Linked DNA regions of Homo sapiens: region 2 is linked to region 1. Evidence: chromatin contacts called from ENCODE Hi-C or POLR2A ChIA-PET data. All regions are on one chromosome and are shown on one strand. Each heading gives the region's core, a stretch centred on a gene start or an enhancer-like site at or near the end of the contact. The rest is flanking DNA. Distances are from core to core; before and after follow the strand shown. Region 1 overlaps CCDC90B-AS1 (CCDC90B antisense RNA 1). Region 2 overlaps DLG2 (discs large MAGUK scaffold protein 2).

Evidence for each region. Hi-C counts contacts between places; a loop is a spot of excess contacts on that map. ChIA-PET counts read pairs that join two places held with the same protein, here RNA polymerase II (POLR2A). Pooled maps may share reads with other maps.
Region 2: a loop to region 1 is called in a pooled map of heart left ventricle, with 2.0 times the contacts of the local background. The contact joins two enhancer-like sites. A Hi-C loop is called at or near these places in 3 of 50 pooled maps. POLR2A ChIA-PET finds 5 or more read pairs at or near these places in 2 of 52 experiments (Caco-2 and WTC11).

What each region holds. Positions count from the first base shown.
Region 1 is chr11:83,290,099-83,296,483 of GRCh38, forward strand. The region is part of intron 1 of CCDC90B-AS1 (CCDC90B antisense RNA 1); the gene reads left to right. Among named protein-coding and RNA genes, the nearest start is that of CCDC90B, 6.9 kb to the left of the region's middle. Within about 2 kb of position 3,078, at least 2 of the 41 ENCODE cell types and tissues checked have a DNase peak (open chromatin) inside an H3K27ac peak, as active enhancers do.
Region 2 is chr11:83,640,397-83,646,771 of GRCh38, forward strand. The region is part of intron 18 of DLG2 (discs large MAGUK scaffold protein 2); the gene reads right to left. It overlaps DLG2-AS2 (DLG2 antisense RNA 2), which reads left to right. Exons shown (of 12, transcript NR_187249.1): 3 at 1,994-2,104; 4 at 3,206-3,318; 5 at 5,359-5,441. Among named protein-coding and RNA genes, the nearest start is that of DLG2-AS2, 5.9 kb to the left of the region's middle. Within about 2 kb of position 1,273, at least 5 of the 41 ENCODE cell types and tissues checked have a DNase peak (open chromatin) inside an H3K27ac peak, as active enhancers do.

The DNA of each region.
Region 1 (6,385 bases), core at 1,828-4,327:
TTGCAATGTTATTTATAGTAGTGAAAAATTGAAAATAGTCTAAGTATTCAAAAGTGATTAAATAACTTGCAGAAGTGTCCCAATTTGGAATATTATGCAAGAATTTAGTATTTTTAAAAATAATCTTAGTGACAGGAAAATCCTTAATACATGTATATACATAATTATAATTCTGTATAATTCTTATATACAGGATTATAATTATAATTATATACATGATTATAATTCTGTTAAATGATAGGATCCCTGCTTGGGAGGAGCTAACAGGCTAGTGGAAGATACAGACCAGTAAGTGTTATCACAATATTTTACTTAACTTAAGGAATTATTATGAAAAAAGTGGATCTCTTTATATATTAATTCATGTTACTATTATTTATATTAACATAAAGCTCTCTCTGTAACACACATATACAGTGTTGATTATGTTCTCTTTGATGGAAGTGGCAATTAGATCCAGGGATTCTTAATCATTCTCTGAGGCTGGCTGGAACTATATCAAGTGAGTGCAGGAGCTTGGGTCATCCATAATCTACCATGCAGGCCAGAGAAGCATAGGAAGGAAAAGCAGGAATAGCAGATGAAGTGAGTCCAGATAGTATTCAGCTAATAGATACAGCTCCTCTCTGAGACCTCCTAATGCTCCTGTGTATTTTCAGATTCTCCTTGGTTGCTATTGTTTCTTTGTTAAACATCTTAATTTATAAAAATATTTTTCCATAAATTTGTTAATGTTTTCTCATGTTTGTTGAGAGGAATAGAAAAGATGATGCATCTAAAATACTTAGCACTGGACCTGGCATATACAAGCACCCAATAAACAATAATAATACCTGCTTACTCAGAGTTAGGAAATAATTTCCATGGGTGTCTCATGTTTCTGTATGTTTTACAAATGGAGGTCTTCTCTGCCTTTTGTTGTGGCAGTTTTGTATAACGAACAACCTTAGGAAATATAGCATCTCTCTCTGGAGCAAAAGGCCTCATGCTTACTGCCTATTATAAAAGATTTGTGTTCTCATAGGTCAGGGTTCCTCTCTGTAATGCAATGTACTGTACGTGCTCAGGCATCTACGTAGCCCCAGCTGCATCATCCCCATGAACTTGGGGCCAAGGGGAGCTGACACAAATATGCCGATACTCGTGCTGCTCGCTGCACCATCAGTAATTGGGTTCTTTGTTTCTAGCAAGGAGTCTCATATCTTCTACCAGCATCCATGCAACCATGACAGGATAACTTGATAGCCTGCTAATAGGGTAAGATCTCGGACCCTTCACAATATTATTCTTCTCTGGACTTTTAAACATTTTTCATTTTTCCAGTTTTACTTACAGAAATATCTGAGTGCCAGCTAGGTTTAAGGTTAGATGTGAGGAATGTAAAGAAAACCAGTTCAATCCAACAACTATTCAAGTTCTTACTACGTGCAGGGATTTCTGCTAGGATACGCAAGGATTGCAAAGATTTCTGCTCTCCAGTAATTTGTAATATATTAATAACTGAGAGAATAGAACAAGCATTTTAATAGCCTTCAACACAGAGCTTTAATAGGTTAGTGTCATGTAAATGTTAAGAAAATAATAAATCCTATAATTCAGTTGAAGGTTAAATGCTTTTTGATAATGGTTATCAAGAAGAGATAGGATTTGAACCTTAGGGGTTTTAGTTAGTAGAGGTTGTAAGGCAAGGGGTCCAGGAGAGAGGATTGGAGTGAGCAAGTACAATTTACTCATCGCTTTGCTCCTTCCTACTCAGGGACTTTGCATATGGTAAAGCATCACTACTCAACTTGGAGCTCTTTCTCCTCTTTATCTGGCCAATTCCTTTATATCTTTCAGATTCCAGTTTAAATGGTGACTTTTTAGAGTAACTCTTTAAGAAGTCATTCCCACTCAAACAACATGCAGATTTGGTACTTTTGTTATGGACTCATACAGCAACCCAGCCTTCCCATGTCTCTGCACTTAATATTTGTTTTCTCCATTATGGTAGAGACCATATGTGTCATGGTGTCTCCAGTGCTTATCATGCCTGGGCCATAACAAGCTTTTGGTAAGTGTGTGTTGAATGAATGAGTGAATGTTCAAAATATGGTCATAGTTTGGTGAGGAAACTTCGTAGACTGGGGCATAGGAATTATATGAAGACTGGGTGGAATTGGGGTGAACAAAATGAAAAAGGTAGAATAAAAAAGACTAAGGAAATTGAATTTCATACAGTGGACTTGCAGGAGATTTTGAAATTTTTTGAGCTAAAATAGATAAAAATCAGTTTGAATTTCTTTCTAGAAAATAACTATTTGCCATTTGCTAGTGTAGGCAAATGAATCCTTTCCTCTTCCAATGTCTGATGAGATGGCCTGGACATGAGAAATGCTCCCCTGCTGAAAGCAGCCTAGTTTATCTAAATCTCAAAGGCCAACAGGGTAGCAGGGAAGTGGGTCCTGGTTTTTTTCATTGCAAATAACCACTTTTTTTTTTTTACCTTTATAAGCTCCCATTTAAAACACAGCTTACACTCTTTACCAACAACATGTATGAAGCCACTACTTATTTTCCTATTTTCCATTAATTCAAGATAAGTTACTGTTGGTGAGTGGGAGATAAGCAGTGCTGATTTAACAGTAAGCTGATAAATTTACAGGGGAAGGCGAAGATACTTGCCAATTTCTTCAGTGGTTTCCAATTTCATCTCCAGCAATGATACAATTTTTTGAGGCATTTTAATATGTCCAAATCCTCTTGAGGACCCCATTGCTCCAGTACTCTTTCCTCTGATGTTTAGAGGTCTGGGGTCCCAGCTTGGGCACAATTGTATCAGATGACCAGAGATCACCCAGGACTACGACTATAGCTCTGGTGACTTCACGGAGAGAGAATGCAGCCTGGACCACTCACATGTGTCAGTCATTTTCTCTTGGAATAGGTGATGTGAAGGAATCTCGATGTGTTTTAAAGCCTGTGAATGAGGCATTGAGAAAGAGAGAGCTCTGGACCAAATGGGTTTCATTTTCTTCCTTAGCTTACTTGGAGCTCTTGCCACTAGGGGGAGGATGTGAAAAGAACCAAGGACAATTCTTTGCTTCTTTGCTCTCATCTCTGAAGCTGAGTCAGAGGGCCCATTGTCACAAAAGCTTTGTGTAGCTTTATGTTAATTTCACATTTTGCATGGCTGGAAAGTGACTATCAGCCCGTATTCCCTGAAAATCTGGGGAAATTTTTTTTTTCCTAATTATACAGGGAGGCTGGCAATGACACCCGATTCCGAGTTTGCCCATTAAAATAAATCAAAGAAAAGAATGATTAAAAGAATGGTAGAAAAGAAGAAGAAAGAGCTGTCAAAACATTATATACTTTGCAATGTTACATCATAACCTGGTGTCTCTCATCGATTACTCATTTTTTCTTTGAATGACTATTGAACACTATTTATGGTGCCAGGCACTGTGCTAAGCCATGAAGATATAAACATAAAACACAGTCCTGCTCTCAGATTGTCAACAGTCTATTGTAATAAATATTATGATGAAGGGTAGTATAGGCTGCCAAGGGAATGCATAAGAGAGGCTTATATTACCCTAAGCAGGGATCCGTCGGAAGGCATTAGTTTGAAAGGATGTGTGAAAGACAGTTTGGTTAAATGGATTTGGTGAATGGTGGTGTGGAGTACGTTGTGTGGAAAAGGCAACAGCACTTGCAAAAGCCGGGAAGTGTGTGTGAGAGAGCCTGGTTCATTTGGGAATGGAGAGAATGGCTGGAGCAATGGGTTAAGGGTAGGGAAATTCAGAAGGTGAGGTTGGAAAAGGTGAGGCTGGCCTTCAAGGTCTTTTTTACTTTATCCATGAGTAAGAGGAATCACTGAAGGGCATTAGGCTAGGGAGTAGCTTTGAAAAGAAAGGTGGCCAGGCATGGTGGTTCACCCTGTCATCTCAGCAGTTTGGGAGGCCAAGGTGAGAGGATCAGTGGAGCCCAGGAATTTGAGACCAGCCTGGGCAACATAGCGAGCTCCTGTCTCTATAAAAATTAAAAAAAATTAGCCGGGCAATGGGACACATGCCTGTAGTCCCAGTTACACAGGGGGCTGAGGTGGGAAGATCTCTTGAGCCCAGGAGGTCAAGGCTACAGTGAGCCCTGATTGCACCACTGCACTCCAGCCTGGGCAACAGAGACCCTGTCTCAAAAACGAAAACGAAAAAATGAAAAGAAAAGGAAAAAAACCAAAAGGGTGTTTGCCTGCCCTTTGCTGAGTCCTTCAGCGGTCAAGGCTGTGTATTTCACCTAGATTCCCTGTCCTAGGTACTGATCTGGAAAACCCTAGACATCTGCCCCTTTCCTGGTCAGAGAAGACCCCTGGCCTGGCAGAGCCTACAGCTCCAGCCTCAAGGTACCTGATTGGAGAAGTCCTCCTCATTGTATGACTTGGCTGCCTTGGACCTCACTGGGAAAGACTAGGGAAATAGGATTTTGGGGTCTTGACTTTGGAATTCATTTTCCGCACTGGGGTATAGCAGAGCTGAAAAATCTCACTAAACTCTCAGCATGGTCTGTATCCTTCCTGTCTCCAACAACAAGGTGGGGCATTCTTCCTCAAAAATTCTTCACATGTAGGTGTTGCCTCATCTCTTATCTCACACACATGAGCTCATTTGAGCTCTTTGGCAACTCCGTGAGCTGGGTACCATTGCTCCTGTTTCATAGATGGGAAAACAGGTTCAGAAGGCTGAAGTGACTTGTCCCAGGTCACAGAGCAAGTACGTGGTAGAACTCATAATCGATTGTGCTGCACACTGCATAGATAAGTCACCCCTGTTCCTTCCACCAATTTATTTTAACTGGGTACATGGCACAAATTGTGAAATTATGTGTACTCTTAGGGACACATCATCCCTCATCCTCCAAGAAACTGTTAGTACAGAAGTGACAAATGGGTTTCATCTTCATGCCAATACCCTTCAATTGACCGTGGCTGCTTAGAACAAAGTGATGAGTGTTGTGAGGCCATATCTTGGTGCAGCAGTAAAGAATACATGATTGATTGGTAGTATCTGATATGAATGCAGGAGAGAAAGGGGGCAGCACATATGCCATTTCTAGATTATATATTCCCCTTAGGCTGCCATAATCCTGCACTGGCCATGACATTTCCACTGACTCCCACCTTCATCCCAACACCCATTTTGCTCATTTTCTCTTATTCCTTCCCTTCCTTGCTGAAATTGTTCCCACCCATTTAACAATAGCTTCAACTTACTGAGGGTTTAGTGGGTACCAGGCACTTTGCGTATATTATTTCTAATTCTCCAACAATCATGTAAGGTAGGTAGAGACAAAAACAAGACTTAGAGGGGTTAAGTAGCTTGTTCAGGGACATACAACAAGCTGGAATTTCAACCCTGAAGCACATGGAAAACTTTGCATTTTTATAATGGGTAATGAAAACCTTCATATTCACTGTTTGCTTTGAGCCTCACAACAGCCTCGGGAGGTAGTTTTCTGGGTTTGCAACTGAGGGAGCTTGAGGCTCAGGGGAGAGGCGCTGATTATTTAGTGACATAGTCACAGCTCCTGACTCCTACCTCAGGCCTTTTCCTGCTACTACCTTAGGCTCTGGGGAAGAGCCCTTGACTCCACAAAGCTATCTCTTAAGAACTGATCTATACTACTGTGGGGAGAATTTGGGGGCCCTTCATTGATTTTACTCCTGCCAGCCTTACCCTGTTTTCAGCTCTTATCATCAAGAAGGTCTTTCTTTTATTGTTAGCTCTTTGTGTAATTTAGGTCATTTCTTTAAAAAAATTTGTTGAGAAATTCACGTCACATAAAATTAACCATTTAAACGTGAACAACTCAGTAGCATTTAGTACACTTACAATGTTGTGCAACTACCACCTCTATCTAGTTCCAAAATATTTCCATCACTCCAAAGTAAAATTCCTGACCTATTTAGCAGGTTTTTCCCCTTCCCCACTCCTCTCAGCCCCTGACTAACACCGATCTGTGTTCTGTCTCTATGGATTCATCTATTCTGGATGTATCACGTAAATTGAATCATACATGTGACCTTTTGTATATGGCTTTTTTCATTTAGCAAAATATCTTGGAAGTTCATTGTGTTGCAGCATGCATCAGTACTTCATTCCTTTTCATGGCCAGTATTCTATTGCACACAATCAGTACCATGATTTGTTTATCCATCCATTCGCTGATAGACATTTGGGGTCTTTTTACTTTATGGCTATTATGAATAATGCTGCTATGAGCATGTGCATACATGTACTTGTCTGAATATATTTTTTCAGTTCTTCTAGTATCTATGTAGGCGTGAAATTGCAGGGTCATGTGGTAATTTTACATTTAAAAGGCCCACTTCTGTTTGTTTGATCTT
Region 2 (6,375 bases), core at 23-2,522, 350 kb after region 1:
TGAGGCTTAGGAAGGGTACATGGTAAGGATGAAGCAGAAATGGTTTACATCTATTCTTAGCAGAGCATGTAATCACTGCTCCAGGGATGAGATGCTGTGAGCAATTATAAATGTTTCCATTTCTTTGGCGGAAACATCCTTCTTTCATTTATTCAGTAAATATTTCTTCAGGGTTTATTACATGCCTTGCACAATCCTAATTGCTGGGGATACCGAATCCACTGAACAGATTTTTTTCCTCAAGAGGCTCACAGGATAGTGCATAGTTACTTGTAATTTTCTAGTTTCATCTTGTGAATACAAAAAGAGCATTTGGTATTTAAATATCTGCTCCATTTGAGGAGTATCATGTTCTTTTTAGATGGTAACAGGATATCAAGAAACCCTTCTATCATGGAAAGACGCTAATACAGTCAGTTCCATGTTAAAATGGACAAATTGGGGCAGGTTAAATCTTTGTGAACTATCTGGTTACTTATAGAGTGAGAAGAGCAACTTGGGGTTCAAAGCAGTACCTTGGAATCAGAGTTTCTGGATTTGAGTCCTGGCTCTGAGAGATGTTAAGAAAATACCATACCCACTCAGAGATGCTGTTTTCTCATTTGTAAAATATAGAAATCATCCCTACCCCCATACATTGTTGTTCTGAATATCCAAGAGAGTGTAATTTATTTCCATCCTTTTAAGCAGTATCGATTTTAAAAAGCACCATCAATGAATAAAAGCATCTTTTTCTTGGAGAGGGTGGACACAAGACTCTTCTGATTTCACAAGCTGAAATGTATTTTGTAGAGAGGGGAAGATGTAAGTCTTATAATCAATGAAATATGATAATTCAGAATGTTTAAAACTAGAAAATCCCAAACAAATATACTACTGCTCTCTTTCCACCGGACTCTTAACCAAATAGTCACACATAAGAGGATTAGCCATAGAACACTATTTACACCTCAATTTCAAGAAGCAATGCTTTGTCAACATTCTTTCATATGATGATACAAAAATAATTTTAATTATTTGGAGCTCAGAAAATATTAGACGGTTGCCATTTCATCACCTCTTCTTTTTCTAGTTTTCCTGGGATTTCAGAGCCAGATATGCACAGAAGGGGCCCAGTCACATTACTTTAGGCTTTAGAGGTACACTTAGAGCTTTTCTCACCCTGGCTGCTTTTCAAGTCATCCTGTCAGGAAGGACGTCATTAGGAACTATTTGAGGAGCGTGGCTCCCCTCCCAGATACGCACTGGAATGCTCACCTCCGTCAAGAGCGCTGAGCTCTGGTGACTGGAAGGATTTGGGGTGGATCTCTCCAGGCTACTGCCTAAGGATTTTACTAGCTTTTACTTCAACCCGACTTAGCTCATCTCTCAAGTTGCCAACCTGCCTCTGTGTTGAAGTGGTGACGTGGAATTTTCCATTGCTAAAGACTTACAGATGTTTGGCTTACAAATCCAAGAGAGAGGGAGTGTGTGTGTGTGTGTGTGTGTGTGTGTGTATGTGTGTTTGTGTGTGTGTGAGAGAGAGAGAGAGACATAGAAAAAGAGAGAGAGATACAGAGATGGAGAGAGACAAATAGATTATGAACTAAATTCATCAGAATCCAACTTAACCAGAAATTCTAGACAATATAAAGAGTCTATCTTTTCTGCACTCCACAAAGGAAGAGGATGTATGCACCTATCTCTTGTACTTCTTTGCTACTGACCATTAATAACTCAGTTATGGATACCATGAGGGCAAGGATGTTATCATGTTTTCTTCTGTATCCTAACACCTGGCATAGCGTGTGGCACACAGTTATCAGCTAATAAATGCTAACGTAAGTGCTTGCTGAATTGGATGAGTTAAATGAAGAGTTCTGATAAACAGAAATGATCCTTTAGCTTACCAGATCTAATACTAAATAGATCAGCCTTTTAGAATAATTTTTAATAACACACTGAATTAAGGTATGTCTTTCTCCATTCCTCCTCACCCCTTCTCTGTTTTCAGATAGAATTGGGATCATTTGTTTTGACTAGAACAATCTCTTGCAGCTTGGATGGAGAAACTTTACAGAGGTTTCAGCCAAACACTCATGAATTCTTTAATGTGTGAAATAAAGTAAGTTTTATAGGCAAATAACAATCTGAATCCCTAACTAGCTATTTCATATAATATGCATATAACTCTGAAAATTACATACATCAAATTTCAATTTGGCTTCATGCATGCTTTGTTTTATAGATTCATAAAGGCAGATTTTCTCTGATTATCAGACTTATTGCAAAATGGAGTCAACACAGAAACTTCCTGAAGTTGGCAAAGCTTGTTTTCTTTGGCTGACAGGAGTAACTGATGTATTATTATTTTTTAAGGCTCTGAGATAAATCTGATTCATGTTTGAATCATAAGTTTATTATTGATTTTTAGTGTGGATTTTGCATAAGATACTCAATTTAGAGAATACTCAGCTTTCTCATATGCAGAATAGAAAAAAAGTAGTTACCTGATCAGATTTTTTGAAAGGTAAATGCAACAGCAGTTGTAAATGGCATAGTCCATTGTTAGGAATAGACTAGGTGTTCAATAAATGAATAAAAAAAAACCGTGAAGCTCTCCTGAAGCTTTATATTCCCTGTCTATAAAATGGAGACATCACTGATTTCCTGCTTACATTACAAGACTGCTGTGAAGATCAAATGAAGAAACAGATAAAAATGTTTGGTAAACTGAATTGTACAGTATAAATAGAAAGCGGTGACAAAAGTAATTCATACCAATGCAGTTTTTTAAAAATATCCCAACCTGCCTACACAACTACTTCCTCTCTCTGAGATTTATCTCAAAAGTGGAATTAGATTCCTGTCTTAGCTGTAAAAATAAAGCCACAAAGGGCATCATGCATGAGAGAGTAAATGTGAAACTCTGTGGGGGAAAATGGAAACTTCAGATATTATTAGGGCCTAGCTGCCAATGGTGATTCTCTCAAGATTTTATTGGCAGGTTGAGTGAAAGTGCCAGAGTGTGGATGCACAAATTGTAGTTTAATTGGTGTGATTTATAGCTAATGGTGCATCAGAAGGAGGAACTAGGAACTGTGCCTTCTAATTTAAGGCATAGTACCTAAGACTGCATCCACTAGGTAAGAAAACCTTCCTTGGCAAACTCAAATATTAAATCTTCGCTGAATTTGTCTTGTTCTTTTATATAAAAATCATGGAGCCAGGAGCTAAAATAATATCTAAGTTTCCTCTTTGCCTGACGCCATCCATGCAAAATGTGACTTGCTTCTTCAGCAGCAGCATGAAAACAAACTAATACACCACTATTCCTAGGTAAGTAGAGCCACAATGGGAAGACCACTAAGGGAATATGGAGGCTCACAGAGGCTAGTCAATTTATCCAAGGCCACGCAGCAAAGCTGGGACTCAAACTCAAATCTTCTAGTCCTAGTTTCATTCAGTTTTTTTTTTTTCCTACATTGATTCTAGACTTTGTTCTACAAGTGACTACTTTTCTGTTTTGTTCCTGACATGAACATGTCCATGGCTGTCTCAGACTTGTTTGGTTACCCTAAGTAACCATTTAGCAGCCAATTTCTGATATGACTATAGATACATCTCTATAAGTGAATTCTATAGGTGATTTGGCATGATCAAAATGAAAAGGCTTTGTTTGAGTTCCCCAATATACTGCTCAAATGAAAGCTTCTCAAAATATCATTTTGAGATACGACAGGTCTTTCCTTCAAATACAACAGATACTTTTCTTTTGCAGCACTCAGCATACATACAACTATTTATTTATCTGTAAGTACTTGCTTAGTATCTGTGAAGAACATTGCAGGTACCTGACATATGTCTAACTGATGGAGTGAGGCTGCTAATGTGGCCATCTCTCCCTCTTCCTGATAAGAAAGTGAACCAGCCATTTCAAAATGTGGAGAATTCGATAAATATGTTCTACTCCTCTATAGCCCTCCCACTAAAATAATTTTCAATTTTCAATTGAGGTGAAAGGAAGAATCGGCAAAGAGACGGATTGAGAGAATTGTTTATACTCATAACTTCGTTCTCAACATAATTATCTATTTCTGAATCCTAAAAATCACCTAGCTAGATTCTCCCTCAATCTGAAGATTACCTTTTACTCCTTGAGATGCTAAATGTGTTCCTATTTATCATATTAATATTGCGAGTATTTTGTGTTATGCAGCCAGAAAAATCACATAATGGGAACTTACCCACAGCCCCCAAACTCATAAACAGGAGCTGAATAGAAATTCCTCAGTGCAATTTATGGTAACAATTTCATGCTCAGTTTAGTTACTTCCATGACTCAGAAAAGAAATTTCTTTTGCTTATTTCAGTAATTTTTTTCTAAAAAATTGTTCCCCTAATTTTTGGCAAAGGATCTATGAGAAAGTGAAGAACTCCCTGGTTGTACATGGATTTGGAATTGTCACTTAAGTGAGGCCAAAATGTAACCCTATGCCATTCATTGCATAGTACCATTTGTTATAAATTTGACCTCTAAAACAAAGATATTACAAAGCCATTGAGTGTTTTTTTAAGGGATATATTATATTTGTCACTTAGTCCCCAGTATTATGATGGAAAACCTGGATAGTGGATAGAAAACCTGGAGGTCATTTAGGCATCTCTTTCACTGGTTGGGTGAGAAATGGTGAAGAAGATGGGAATGGAGAAGGGACATACATTTGGTAAGTGTAAATAAGAGTCTTTGCTGATTAATTCAGTGTGGCCCATGAGAAAGAGTGGAAGTGTCCAAGGTTCCCTCAGGTTTACAGCTTGGGCAACTGACTGAGAACAGAAAGGAGCTGCCATTGAGAGGAAGAAAAGAAAATGACACTGAGTCCATGTTGGGACACATTGGGTTTAAAGGGATATCATTATGACCTAAGCTCTCTGAATTCCAGTGACTGGGAATATGGGAAGATACATCTTTAACAGTTGAAGCAATTTATACACTTTAACAATTGAAGCAATTTATACACCAGAGCCTAAGGAATATTTATAGATGAGGGCTGTGCTGCAATGACAGATAGGGTTGTATGAAACATACACTAATCTGACCATTCTATCCTCCAGACTCAGGGAAGGAAATAATAAAAGTAAGTAACCATAAAAAATAGACTTTTATGCATAAATAAATAAAAATCAGCTAGGAGACAGTTCATCCCTGTATAAGTAAAACAGGCAAATTTATCTTTCCTCTGATTAATAATTTAAGAAAAAATCCCAAGCAAGCTGCCTATGGAGGTGTAGGAGTAGCTCCTATAATTAGACTCCAATTTGAACCATGAGGGTGAGGATCAGAAAGCTGACTCAGAGCCTGGTGTCAATTATTTGCAGTTTGTACAACGAAAGGCTAAAAATTTGGGAGATGCAGGATGACTGAAGCCCGATTCTGGGGGTTGTTACAGCACAGTTACAGGGTAAGTTTTTTCCATTGTTATTTGCTGGAAAATTTATTCTCCATCTCCTTTAGTCTGTGCCTGAATTTTGTGGGACTTGCTCGAGAATGGTATTCATGCTTTAAATCCAAGAGCCAGGAATCATCGCATTTCAACAATTTTCCTATTTATTTTAACCAAAACAGAGCTGGTTTCTATAACTCAATTTAAGAAATTATCCTCTTTGATACAATCTACTTATGTTTGATTGATTTTAGAATAAACTAACAGATACACAAGAGCTTATCAAGCTAGCTCGGTTCAGTGGAGAACTATAGCAGAAACAGCAGGTTTCTATTTGGCACATTTTGGATTTATCTGGACGCAAGAGGATGTGAAAAGAACACCTTTCAGACAAAAGCCAGTCTTGAGTAGGAATTTAGTGTTCCTTGCCCAAACAGCTTAGTTTGTTTCCCATTTTGAGTCACTATCTGAATCCTTTTTTATCTCCTATATAGAACAAATTCTCTCCCTCTATTTAATAGGCTTTCAGATATGAAACAGAGAGAGAGAGAGAGAGAGGAAGGAAGGAAGGGAGGGAGGGAAAGAGAAAGGGAAAGAAGGAAGGAAAAGCTCTAATTTCTTCTGTTCTTTTGGTAACACACCTCCCCTTCACATCCTTCAGCTGCTCCCCTTAGGGCTTTTTGTAGACACTTTTGGTGGTCTCTCCTCTCACACACTGCTCACCACTGTACTTTATTTTGTATCATCTGTCTCCATCCTTTCCCAACTCCTGAGCACTCAGCCTCCTCTGGATCTTTTCTGGTTCCTTCGCTCCTAGAACTGTGTCTGATGGCTTATGAAGGCAAATGACAAATGTTTGCCATATGCACATGTATGTGCATGAATGAATACATCCAGGTTCTGACTTCCTCGGGGCAACCTCTACTTTCTCAATGCCCCTCTTAAGATGGGG